3 separate regions of the Homo sapiens genome follow, and all the other regions are linked to region 3. A link is a contact called in ENCODE Hi-C or POLR2A ChIA-PET data. All regions are on one chromosome and are shown on one strand. The core of a region is the stretch at or near the end of the contact, and the rest is flanking DNA. Distances in the headings are between cores, read along the strand shown.

Region 1 (4,425 bases), core at 122-2,621, 870 kb before region 3:
GACCTTGACCAAGTCACTTAATCTCTAAGGGACCTGTATTCTCATCTGTAATATGAAGAGTTTGTCCTAAATGATCTCTGAAGTCCTCTCTTCTATCCAATCCAGCTCTGAATTCATGATTTTAAAAATTCTCATTTAGAAGTTGGGTAGGCTGGAGCTTATCCATCCTTTCTCATAATTTAGTATTTGAAAAGAAGCTTTCTTATGCCATAAAGATAATTAGAAAGCGTCCTGCATACCACACCCACACCTTTTTTTCTTCCAAATGTCTGAATCTTTCTTGGAATTATTCTGAGTTTTATACCATTGGTAATGCCTGGTGGTGTAGCTCACTGAGTTGCCTGACTCCCCATGCTTTTGGAATGAGGACTTGGAGCAATGAAGGTGTGAGGGAAGTTGGCAAGTAGTTACTGCAGATTACTAGATTACATAAACAATCTCTCTCTCCAATGCTTTTGCTTTTGCTTTTCTCTTTTTTTAAATTTGGCTTACTTTTTGTGTCGTCAGTGAAACAAAACTTCTACAAGCACCTTCCAAGAAAGTGACCTATTAAATGTTATCACTGGTCACTTATGTACCTTTTGGGGATGGGGAATGTATGAAAAAAATTTTTTCCCAGAAGCACAGCCCAGTTTCATACATATTTTTGCCCATTTGTGAAAAAAAAGGACATTTCCTTATTTTAGTGTTTATTCGTTGAAAATTAAGTGAAACTTTTTTCACATATGTGCTGTATGTAGATAATTTAGATTTTTGGTTTTGAATTGCTTTTTTAGCAGTTTGTTTTTCTGTTGGGAACATTTATTGTTTTCTTACTGTTTTGTAAAGGCTCTTCATATTATATAACCTATAACATGTCATTAGTATATATGTCATACTTGCAATTTTTTTCTATTTGCTTTTTGACTTTGTTTATGACAATCTTAATATACTTTTTTTAATCAGTAGTTAAAAACTTCTCATTTATGGCAACATAGCATTATGTTAAAAATGTTTCATCAACACGTTACATGTCTAATAATTTATATTTCCTCCAAGTATTTTGTGGCTTCTTCTTTTTCATCTTTTCAACTGACAAATAAAATTGTATCTATTTAAGATGCACAACCTACTTTTATGAGTAGGTCCCTTTCTGAGAATCTGCTCTCAAAGAAGACTGGCCTAGACTTGCCAAGTAATGGCTGAGAGAGACCAGTGGGAATAGATCAAGAGGGTGGAAGTGAACGGAAATTCTGTTCAATTTTTAGGTTTGCGCTTTTCATAAAAAAGTTCTACACTTATATCCAGTGTTGGCTCCATGGGCCCTTTCCATGAATCAGATCTCATGGATAGATCTTACTGGCAGTATCTGGCCATAGAACTTCAGTTTTCAATATTGAGCACTTTCCCAGGCTGCCTGGGCATGACAGAGCTTGCCCAGTGTGGGGAAAAACAGACCTGATGTACTTTGTGCCGGCTCTGTGATAGGAGGGTCAACTTGTTTGGGTTTGTTGAGAGGGTAGATTTCATGTTATATGTTCTTACCACAATTTTTTTTTTTAATTCCACAAAAAGCTTTATAGGCAATACCTTTGAATGCTCTAGAATACTCAGAATGTACAGGCAGGTGGTTAAAATGCAGCTGCTTTTTGAACTGGCAGTTTAGGTAGCACTAGATTTGGATCCCTGACGCCAGGCAGGAAGGCATCAGTGTGGCATTTCCTGTGTAACTATTTGCTCTTACTATTGGCTCTCGATCAGCAGATGAAAATAGCTTTGTTACTAAGAATGGGATTTTGCCCCCAGCTGGGAAGAGACTACCTCGGATTGTCTTCCTCTTACTGGGGTAGACACGGCTAGAAGAAAACCAACCAGCGTGAAGAAAAGCACAAGGAGATTCTTGTTAGAAGAAACTTCATGGTCTGATTCAGTAGAACTGCCTCGGGCCTGGTCTTTGTATCTTGTATCACTGCACAAAGAAGGGAAGAATAACTTTTGAAAAGCCAAATTGTTTTACAATTTTTCTTTCTACTTAGGTTATTTCTGAAATGCAAAGAAAGAAGAAATAAAGCTACTAAGATACTCATGGCAATTAATAGATAAGCATATATACTTAAAAATATGGCTACTCCACTTCAAAGGAACATTCTTCCCCTTTTGAGTACATTTATATCTATTAATAAGTGTATCTAAAGAATTTTTTTTCCACAGAGGACAATGTTTTCAAATAATCTAATGAATGCCTTTTTTTGTCATTGTTTAAGAATCAGTTAACCAGTCTAGCGCTTTGAGAATAAACTGTCCAACATCTTCTCTTAAGAACCCTTAAGTAGACCAACAAATTGATGGCTAGCATTTTGAATACGATGGACTTAAAGGCTCATTACTTGTTTTCTATGCTATCATCATTTTTGACACACATTCTTGTGTCATGGCCCTATTTCATTATAGAATGGCATTGTGGAGTAAGGATGATATTAAATTTTAATGTTATTGCTATTATTACTGTTGACCGTTTTTAGCATAAGTATGCCTGGTTCTTTAATTCCAGCTTCTGCAGGGCCAGAAAATAGAAGTGAGCATAAACAGTCAGGAAAATTACTGTATACCCAGGAGACCCAGCATCGCGTGCTCTGCCTGTTGTGAATGAGGAATCAAAATGGAAAGGTTATCATTTTCATTAGCTAGGAAAGAACAAGACCATACTTTTCTCCAAGTGTAATTACAGCGGTTCACTGGCAACATTACACTGCAGTAATTAGTCTAAAGGTGTATGTGAGGGCAGGCTTTTGCACAGACACTAGAAATATTATTTCAGAGTTGAAGGTCACAGCCTTGTATTTAACATGTTCCAGGCAGCTTAGGGGGGAAAAAAAAAAACTAATTTGACTGGAGCTAAAGAAAGACATTTGACATTTCCCAGAGTCATACATTCAGAAACCAGTCAGGTCGAAAAATTGTATTTTATTTTCTACAATAAAAGGCAAAACTTAGCTGCAGAAATAGCATGTCAGAATATTCTGTAGGATAAGCACAGATAAAATTCAAGTTTATTAGAACCATGATGTAAATGATTACAGGAACTTTTGATATGTGTGGGGTTTTTTTTGTTTTTTTTTTTGAGACGGAGTCTCATTCTTGTCGCCCAGGCTGGAGTGCAATGGCGTGATCTCAGCTCACTGCACCATCTGCCTCCCAGGTTCAAGCGATTCTCCTGCCTCAGCCTCCCGAGTAGCTGGGATTACAGGCATCTGCCACCGCACCTGGCTAATTTTTGTATTTTTGTAGAGATGGAGTTTCATCATGTTGGCTAAGCTGGTCTTGAACTCCTGACCTCAGGTGATCCACCCGCCTCGGCCTCCCAAAGTTCTGGGATTACAGGCGTGAGCCGCTGCGCCCGGGCTGATATGTGTTTTAATCTTTGCCTTAGGAAGAGAATGGACAGAAAAAATAATTGTCAGCAGCTCTTAAAGGGAAACAAAATAGTTTCTTTCTTCCTTAACACCATTTTCAAGAAACAAATGTCTATCTTACACAGGTCCATATATCTACGTCCTTTGTGAATTTTTTGTTACTCTATTTAAATAGTAATATTGAAATCTTTTTGTAACTCAGCATCTCAGAATAGAAATTGATTGACATTATTTTCCAAAGCCACGTCAGGCTTTCTGTTTAAGTAAAGTGAAAGTAAGAAGAAAAAAAAGTTATAAAGAGAAGAGCAACTTTACATACAGTTTATGTTTAAAGCCATATATGAGTTTAAGAGAAACCTTTTGCTTTTTCTAGTCCAAAGAATACTTTTGCAAGCAACATTTCTTACTGAGTTAAAAGTATTAGCCCAAATACCCTGATGTCTTTGTTTAATTTGAGTAATGTCTGCGTTTCTTCACACAATTCTGTTTCTCTCTTTATATCCTTATATAGCCTTGTAGAATATTGTTTGTTTCAGGGCAAATGATGACTTAGAGTGTACTTGAGGACCATTCATTCAGCAACCAAATTCTGTTGGAAACCACTGCTTTTTAAATGCAAGTGTGTGTTTTATCTGCACTCTCTGGCCATATGGTTAGAACTGATGTTTTTCACAACTTCAGGCACTTGGGAAATTTAAGCATAGATGTGACACAAATGACACAGCTAGCTGATTATGTAACTTACTGAAAAATCTACCCCAAAATTGAATTTAAAAACATTGCTATTTGTTTGTCACAGACGTTTCTCTGCTCAAGGAAAAGTCATACACTGCAGAATTAGATCCGTGATGTTGTAAGTTTTCCACAGCTAGCAATTAAATAGGAAGCATTGAGTAGTGGGAAGAGTTCAAAGACTTCCCTTTCTTCTGCCACTGCCACTGCCACTGAGCAAATCACCCATCTTGCCAGACCTTAGTTCTCTCCCTGTGAAATCAGAGAGATTGCTAAGCTCCCTCCAACATCTTACTTTCTT
Region 2 (4,769 bases), core at 2,174-4,673, 590 kb after region 3:
TCTGTAAAATATCTTACAATACGTTGTCTTCTATTTTGAGAGAAAGGGAAAGTATCTTTGCACTGTGAATATACCCTTTGTATTATTAACTGTGAGGACATGACAAGGCTAAACAATTGCTTCTTTCTTGTCAAAGTTTCGTTTGCTTTGGTTAGTGCCATTGTTTGAGAAAATTAAACAAGTTTCCATGTTTTAGGCTTCTTGACGTTTTTTGATGTTCCACTTAACTGCAGTGGAATAACTCGATGGAACAATTCAAGGCAGCTGTGCTCTGATCCTCAGTTGCCCTCCAAGGATAACATGACACATTTGATAAACACATTTCCTTTAACACCAAGTTCTCCAGGTCAGGCAGGCATAGCATATAGATGAAACTGATCTGAGCCTTCATCCTGAGGGAGAAGAGGGTTAGAGATGAAGGTAAACCTGGATCCCGGTTTTAACCCTGCAACATACTAGTCTCCTGAACTTGAGTATTTGTAAGTACAGAATCTGAGATTAGCTTTGCCCATGGCTTTCCACACATTGATATTTGATGGGACCTGACCCTTAAATAATCCCAAGTCATAGAAAAAGAATTTTGTGGAATAGTTGCACAGAGCATTTGCTTACTCAGTTCTGTTGCCCAGGAGCCCAAACGGTAGAGGGAGGAGAATGTGAATTCTGGAATTAGGAAGACTTGAGCTTGATTTCACCTTCTGCCATTGAACAACTGCTGAGGTTAGTTTCCTATACTCTTTGAGTCCCAGACCCTTATCTCTAAAATTTAGAATAATAATATCTACCTCACAGGATTGTTAAGAATGCTAATTGAGATTGAATATGTAAAGTACATGGCACAAAACATTCAATAAATATTAGTACTATTTAATTTAGCCTAAGGGTCTTGCTGGGTTTTTAGAGATGCTTTCCTGCCTCTTGTTGGCTCTACTGTTTACATAATTACTCTTTATTTTTCCTTTTCTCTAAAATGTTATTAATGTTTCAGTAAATCTTTTTTATATTGAAAACAATTTCTTATATAAAGTGGAACATATTGGGGGGAACTTTTCAGTAGTCATCCCGTAGGCTAAAGAAACAAAGAAACAAAAAAGATAGATGTTTTACATGTTTTTATTCTGTTGATGAGCCTCTGAGAAGATTGTTCCAGGTTCTGACACAGTCTCACCCAGGACCAAGATGGTTTTCTTCACTTTCCAACCCAATGATCTTTTAGTTTTAATATGAGTAAATCTAAGCATTGAAATACAGCATTTCCCACATAATTGTTTTTATACATTTAATATTTTAGCTCATGCAGAAAGGGGAGTTTCTGGAAACCATGCCTAAAGTGACCATCTATTGTAATCCTTGGAGAGTGTGACAATAAAAATTGTCTTGAACATTTATGTATAGCTTCTGGAAGGAGGCAGGAAAGACATCCTTAACCAACTAATAGAACTTTCACTTTTAAGGATCTGCAGTGCAGGTGATTAATTAGTAAAAATGGGCCCTGATACAAAGTCAACTTAGGGTCCACTGGATACTGCAACAAAGGACTTTTATTGTTTCTTCTTGAGTAGGGAAACAGATTTGCCTAATCAAAGACCAGATTCTTTCTTAGCAGTAAGGGAAAGAAAGTAGGTAATACTTTTTGTTTGTTTTTCCCTTCAGTAATGGAGAAAGCTCACAAAAGAAGAGAAGGGACATGCTTCACTCAGGTAGGCAATATTGCTTCTTTAACCCCAGGTGCAGCTATAGAGGCTTCCAAGTATATTAAGGTAAGAAGGCATTTGAGAATGGAGTTTACGCTGCAGGTACCCATGTCTTCCCGCATACTCCGGAGACTAGATTTGGGTTTGAATCGATTCTGTGGCTTTCTTTTACAAATTTCACTCCAGCCTAACATTGTCTCAACATTGTCCTCGCCCACTACCAATAATTTCCACTTTAGTAACAACATTCAACTATTCTTGAGAATAGCTGAGCCTCAAATTGGGTAACACCACCTCATAGTGTCATAGAACTGAGATCCCGTGACCCTACCAACCTATAGGTGTGCAGTGCATCAGCTGCTGCAACTTGTTACCCAACTGCTGCCTCTGGTCAATTAACAAAAATAAACTTCTTTCATAAAGGCAACTTGTTGGCAAAGATTTTCTTACTTAGTAAGTCTTTCCACCTCTGGTATTATAACAGAGAGGCCAAAACAAAATTAAAATTAAGATTGTCATCAGTAAGTTCTCAGGGTTAAGTACGTATACCGCTTTTGAGTTATCTTTAAAACAACTTAAGCCAAATCCTCCCTTAAAAATAATGGTTTGAATTAAATCTCATGTCTCCCAACCTGCAATCCATGATGAACAAGCTGAACTACAGCCTTAAACAACAGAGAAATCCTTGGAACCAACATTTAATTAAAAAGACCATTAGACGGTGCCTCATTGGAAGCACAGAACATGCTTAAATGAATTTTTCAATATGTAGATAAATGTTTTACCATTAGGGTTTCTTAAAGGAAGTAAAAATTGGCAACTCATTAAGAGTGTACATAGGTACTATAAACAGACAACAAAGTGCCTCTGGCATGTTTCATGATTTAGACATCAAAAGAAAAAGTCATAAAATCTACTTGCAGTAAAACAAAGTCCATTTTTCCTCAACAAGGCTGGTATCTATTAGCTACCTCATATGTGGAGAAAGAAAAGTTACCAGTCCTTTAATCAGATATATCTGAAATGTTTTGGGAATAAATATGAAATAGCGAAGAGTGTATGTATTTGATGTTTTCTATTTTTTACACTATACAAATGAGAATGACCTTGGTGGTTTAAAACATTCATCCTCTCTGTTTCTAATAATACCTACAATCAGTTGTGTGTATTAAAAGCTTTGTTAATAATCTACAAGTGGTAGGTGACCTCAGCATTTAGTTCTGTGGTTTAAAGCATGACCAAGATTGTGTTTTTGTTTTCCCCATTTTACAGCTAAAAAGTATGATGTTAAAAATACTGACAAAAACGAGTTGTTGCTATAAATATGTGAATCAAATGGGAATTTTCTGGACTTTGTTATTATGAACATTGCACAAAGAAAAAGCCAATGCATCACACCAGAATGTCAGTGGGATAGAGTACTGAGCCAAAGGAAAAGGGCAAAGAGCCCACTTTGGTACACCTGGAGTAGATTACACACATGGGGTTGATCTTTCCCTTGAAGCCAAAAAGCTCTGGTAATGTGCTCTCCACAGTACATGATAGAGCAGGGTAAAGCTGGAAATTAATCACCCAGTGCTACCAGAGCAGTTCATTACATGCAATTGACAGCTTCCTCTCTGTATTTTTAGATGGCTAAGAATCAAGTAGTTGCACATCAAAATGTGATTTTTTTTCTTGCTTCTTGGCACAGGACCCGTATCTGTCATCATTTCATGTCCTCAAAGGCCTGAGAGAAGCTGCCATCCTTGGGCAACAAAGGATGCCATGCAAAGCAGCTCAGAACTTGAGTTGTTTCAACAGATGCTGTTTTATGTTTTGCCAAAGAATGGCCCCTTTTATTTCTGTCATGAATGCAGTCTTTCTTTCAGTTTCTAAATGTTTGCCAGTATTAACCCTAATCCTTATCTGTCATTCTTTTAGGATGATGGGCTGTCCTTTTTCCTTTGGAACCAGCATAACCTTCACCATGTAAATATGGATTGCAAAGAAATGGAAACGTGGTGCTGTTCACCTTACAGCCCCTGATGATTTCTTATAGTGGGGGAGAGGGGGATTGCACTTCAAGGTCAGAGTAGCTGAGCCACGTTATTCCAGTGTAAGAAAAAATGCTAACATTGAAATGAGCAATTTTCCCCTGTAAAGATTCTCTGCCTAGGGGAATAGAAAGATCAGAAAAGGGAGCTGGTGGAGGAAAGAACTAGAATAAACAAAGCAAGCTCAGAACAATTTATTCCTATGTTTGTTTACTGAAATAGAACCAGGAAGGACCGATGAAGGTCTGAATTAATGTAATTTATAAGAAGAGAGGCTCCCCTCCAAGGCAATGAAGTGATCTCTTTCCAAATATGTAACCAGGAGTGGCTCCCTATAAACCCAAGGCATGTCAGGGCAAAGATGGTATTCCAGATCTTTACAGCCTCCCCACTTTTTGCCTCAGAGAGAGTTCCTAATTCACCATTTAGGGATTCAGAATTGTTAATCAAACTTGCTCTGATGAAATTTTGAGGGTTGTTCTGTTTCTTGTCACAAGTTGAATTGTTCAAAAGCACTGCATCACAGATCTGATTTTCCGCATTGCGCTAGCATTTTCTTACCTTGGGGCAGGCAAAGGGCTAGTCAAACTTTAAAATTGGAACTTCTTCCATTTTTTTCCCTCAGAGCATTTGAAGTTTTTTTGTTTTGTCTGTTTGCTTTGTGTCTGTTACATTTCTCTATTTTGCTTTTCAAGTGCAAAACTACTGTGCTGGAGATGATAGAGGGGATACATAAAGGGGGAAAATACATGCTCAAGGAAGTTCACAGAGTGGATACTCTATATCCAATAATAACAGTGAGGAAAGAAAGAATGCAGTTGAAGATATGAGGGGCAGAGTAATACAGAGATTTTCACAGATTTAGAGGATTGCTGCCCAAATCCTTCTGTTTCTCTCTTTTTGTTCCTAGTGAGAGTTGTTAAAATAGCTAACATCAACATGCCTATTCTGCACAGAGGAAGGATATATGAAGAAAGCAAGAAACCACTAGCCTATGTGCAGGGTGATATGCCTTACAGCCATGCTCAGTTACTATTTT
Region 3 (4,241 bases), core at 772-3,271:
ATAGTCATGGTTCAGAAATACAGGTTCTTCCCCCTATTTTTATACTTCCTGCATAGATGGGTTTCCTTTAGATGTGGATATTTCTCTTAAATGCATACTCTTGTCTCAAAATGGTGAAGGATACCAGTGTAGTAGTTTCTTCTTCTACTTCTGACAGTTACTGGGAAACTTGTGTCTTTCAATAAAATGCTTTCTAGAAGAAGGCAAGGTGGCTAGAAAATGTTAAGGCAGCTCAGGGACCAGTGGGAGAAAATAGATGTTAAAGGTAAAAAGTGACTTGTGATTAGTTCAGTTACGGAGTCCAAAAATCCAACCAGGTTTGTAGGTAACCAGTTACGTTTCAAATGTGATCTTAAGCCCACCCCGAGTGAGTGAACCTCAACATGAGAGTAGAAGACTCTGGAAGGGAAGATGTGAGAAGATAAAATACTGTTTTCAGAGCCCTAGGTTTTTGTTTGTTTGTTTGTTTGTTTGTTTGACATTTTTATGAGTGGAGGAATAGGACTACCTCTGGAACCTAAAATTGGGCTGAAATCCAGGTCCAGTTCTAGGTGATTGCTCAGGGTCCCTTCCCATTCCTTCCTCCATCTGCTCCTGCCCACTTGAGTGAAGGAGGTGAATAATAAAAGAGGAAAGAATGTGGATGAAAAGGAGAAGATGCAGAGAATGAAGATTCTCTGTCCTTTGTAAACCTTTTGTCCTAATCACCAAAAGTATTGTGGCATGTGTAAGTCTGAGAAAATATTTAGGTGAATCCCTTGAAATTGTCAGTATTTCAAGGGTTAAAAAAAGACAGTTTCACATAGTTCAAATGAAAGCAACAATTAGGTTTTTGCTAGAACTTCTCTGGGTCCACCAATGGGATGTATGGAGTGGTTTTAAAAAACCACACAAGGCTGGGCGCGGTGGCTCACGCCTGTAATCCCAGCACTTTAGGAGGCTGAGGCAGGCAGATCACCTGAGGTCAGGAGTTTGAGACCAGCCTGGCCAATGTGGGGAAACCCTGTCCCTACTAAAAATACAAAAATTAGCTGGGTGTGGTGGCACACACCTGTGATCCCAGCTACTCGGGAGGTTAAGGCGGGAGAATCGCTTGAACCCAGGAGGTGGACTTTGCAGTGAGCTGAGATGGTGCCACTGCCCTCCAGCCTGGGCAACAGAGTGAGGCTCTGTCTCAAAAATGAATAAATAAATAAAAATTTTAAAAACCACACAAGTTTTGGCATCCAACTGGATTTTTTTCCTTTTGCATATGCTTTTCTAACATATGCAGATATTTTCTTTGATTTTTCTTATAATCAGGCTTTCTTACTTTTTCTAAAATTGTAGTTATTGCCTCGAATCTCATAGCAGAGGAGTAGAGGCAACAAAAAGGAGAGCCAAGTGTGGGAGCAATTGAAGACCGTGGAGTTTTTTCAGATCATTCGCCTGGGAACTTGCATGGCAGTTGTGGGGTTCCAAAGATCCAAAATCAGGTGTTGTAACTTAGCTGACTTGAATATTTACTTTGAAAATAAGAAATGAATGTTAAAAAGTTGAAAAGTTATACACATGGGCACAATTTATTGAAACCTTTTCTTAGGGTAGATTGAACCTTGTTGAAAGTTGTGAAATTTGCTCAAATAGTCATTTTTTCTCTTTTTTTCTAGGTCTGAATGATTTCATGAATATTGTGGTAGTTTGGGCAAAGAACAAATTTGCTTAGTCAAGAAACATTAAAAGCCTCTACGAAGGCCTAGAGGTGGTGAAATCAGTGGTCCTCTGGTGGGCATGGTGTGTGTGTGTGTGCGCGCACACGCGTGTGACTCATCTGGGGTTGGCTCAGAGTGAAAGAGACAGATGCTTCCTTCGCCTGCTTGTTTCCTGGTTTTCAAAGCCCCTATTTCATTGTTGTTTTATTTTAAGGTTCGATGCCTTCTCCATCCGTCAGTGAGGGTGTGGAGAGCCTGCAGGCGTGTGCCTCCCTCTGTAACTTGCTATTCCTTGTGTAATGTCAAGTGGAAGTGTGAAGCACCACAAACTGCTCTGAGCAGAGCCCACTTCCCTTCACCCACGGAGAGCGTGAAGCAGTTACACCAACATCAATCAAGGAAAACCCACAGGCTGAGCTCACACGGTTGAAGCAGGTGCGTGAGCGAGCGTTCTGTGACAGGCACACGTGATTGAGGTGTACCTCGGCGTCTTGCCCACAGATGTCGGTTGCGATGACTGTGTGGGGCTGTGCCCATTCCCTGCAGAGCCGAGCCTGTCATGCTTGTGGGACACAGTGGGTGCAGCTCTTGGCAGCTCAGTGGGGTGAGCAGGTCAGGTAGTTCTGAAGTAGGCTTCTTTGCTGTTTACTCACTTGTTTAATGGTGAGGAGAAGAATCCAGGAGAAATAGTGTTTTATTTTCTTTCAGTGGTGTTTTGCAGTGAGAACACCCCTGGGATTACTCCTTTAAAACAGTAAACAAGAGGCCGGGTGTGGTGGCTCAGGTCTATAATACCAGCTCTTTGAGAGGCCGAAGCAGGAAGATTGTTTGAGCCCAGGAGTTCAAGATCAGCCTGGGCAACATCTCTAAAAGACACCATCTCTAAAAGAATTTTTTATTTTTTAATTTGCCTTGTGTGGTGGTGTCCCCTTGTTCTCCCAGCTACTTGGAGGCAGAGGTGGAAGGATCCCTTAAGCCTGGGAGGTCGAAACTGCAGTGAGCCATGGTTGCGCCACTGCACTCCAGCCTGGGCAACAGAGCGAGACCCTGTCTCAGAAATAAATAAATAAATGAAATAAAATAGTAAACAAGAAAACATTAGTATTAATTGATTTGCTAAGCCTAAGGGGGAAAATGTAAGGTCTTGAATCTCTGTATGTATGCATATGTGTGTATACATATCTATCAATATCTATCAAATGTGTATGTATGGAGTGGTTTTAAAAAACCACACAAGGCTGGGCGTGGTGGCTCACGCCTGTAATCCCAGCACTTTAGGAGGCTGAGGCAGGCGGATCACCTGAGGTCAGGAGTTTGAGACCAGCCTGGCCAATGTGGGGAAACTCTGTCCCTACTAAAAATACAAAAATTAGCTGGGTGTGGTGGCACACGCCTGTAATCCCAGCTACTCGGGAGGCTAAGGCAGGAGAATCGCTTGAACCCAGGAGGTGGAGTTTGCATATGTAGAGTAGACGTTTGTGTACACACATATATGTATATGTAAATATGTGTGTGCATGCATCAACACAGGCACCAATTTAAAGCAAAACTCAAGTGGGCCATGAGATAAAGAGAGAATGTCAATATCTAGACATTTAAAAATATCTGCTGACAAGGTGAAGGGGCTAGTAAAAAAATGCATATCTCATCCTAAGTCGAACCATCTTGATATGTATTGAGCTTTAGAAAATTTTCACAAAAGTTTTGAGCAATCTTAATTTTAAAAATACAGAGGCAGTTAATACTAAGACTTCAATATATATTGTGCTTTGTAAAAAGTGGCCAGTCTCTCAAGGCTGCTAATACCTGCTATTGGTTATGAGTATCTACTTTGAGCTGACACTTCAAAATGTTATACATATTATTTGCATTTACATATGTGAAACAATCACCCTTTCTTTAAGCAATGTAAAGTAAAACAAGACATATTTTTAAACTACTAAACTGACTCAGTTGGAGAATAATGATAAAAACCAGTATTACTATGGGTAAGGAAAAAAACCTGCCATTTTGGGGGAAATTTTTTGTATACTCTCTAAAGGTGATTTCACGATATGTAAAATCAAAAGCCACAAAATATTCTTACAGTTTCAGCAGTTCAGCTTCTAGGCAAATTTTTTCTCAGACTGTGATCAAATGTGTAAAAAATTTAGCTATAAGAATGCTTGATCGCAAACTTATTTATTTTTGATACATTTTGCTAGAAATGTCTAAATAATATTACAGTGGTCAAATAAATTATAGTAGAAATATGCAATAAAATACCAAGTGAGGCATTAAGCAGTGGTGTAGATTTCTCTAAGACCCTGTTTTTTTAAAAAACTAACAAATCAGTGTTTCATGCATTCAGTATGTGCAGATATATTATAAGCAGTTTGTGAGATTTATATAAATCTAAAAGTTGTTACAGCTGTGTGATTAGAGAATAATTAAATGGCTTTATTTTGCCTGTTGTTATAATTTTCTAATATTCAAGTGTATTACCTGCACATTAAATACAGAAAATGGCAAACATGGAAATAGCATATTGGGAGTATACTTGTAAGTTAC

What was found. A loop is a pair of places that touch in the nucleus more often than their neighbours do. ChIA-PET counts read pairs that join two places held with the same protein, here RNA polymerase II (POLR2A). Pooled maps may share reads with other maps.
Region 1: a map with no recorded cell type shows a loop between it and region 3 (2.9-fold over the local background). The contact joins two enhancer-like sites. A Hi-C loop is called at or near these places in 2 of 37 single-sample maps with no recorded cell type and 2 of 50 pooled maps.
Region 2: a loop to region 3 is called in a map with no recorded cell type, with 5 times the contacts of the local background. The contact joins two enhancer-like sites. A Hi-C loop is called at or near these places in 3 of 37 single-sample maps with no recorded cell type and 2 of 50 pooled maps. POLR2A ChIA-PET finds 5 or more read pairs at or near these places in 1 of 52 experiments (GM12878).

The regions. Positions count from the first base shown.
Region 1 is chr6:21,187,285-21,191,709 of GRCh38, forward strand. All of the region lies in intron 13 of CDKAL1 (CDKAL1 threonylcarbamoyladenosine tRNA methylthiotransferase), which reads left to right. Among named protein-coding and RNA genes, the nearest start is that of LINC00581, 320 kb to the right of the region's middle. Within about 2 kb of position 1,372, at least 4 of the 41 ENCODE cell types and tissues checked have a DNase peak (open chromatin) inside an H3K27ac peak, as active enhancers do.
Region 2 is chr6:22,654,313-22,659,081 of GRCh38, forward strand. The region is part of intron 2 of LINC03005 (long intergenic non-protein coding RNA 3005); the gene reads right to left. It overlaps LOC105374973 (a long non-coding RNA gene), which reads left to right. Exons shown (of 5, transcript XR_007059497.1): 3 at 1-720; 4 at 1,654-1,700; 5 at 3,618-4,769. Among named protein-coding and RNA genes, the nearest start is that of LINC03005, 61 kb to the right of the region's middle. Within about 2 kb of position 3,424, at least 3 of the 41 ENCODE cell types and tissues checked have a DNase peak (open chromatin) inside an H3K27ac peak, as active enhancers do.
Region 3 is chr6:22,061,115-22,065,355 of GRCh38, forward strand. All of the region lies in intron 8 of CASC15 (cancer susceptibility 15), which reads left to right. Among named protein-coding and RNA genes, the nearest start is that of NBAT1, 84 kb to the right of the region's middle. Within about 2 kb of position 2,022, at least 3 of the 41 ENCODE cell types and tissues checked have a DNase peak (open chromatin) inside an H3K27ac peak, as active enhancers do.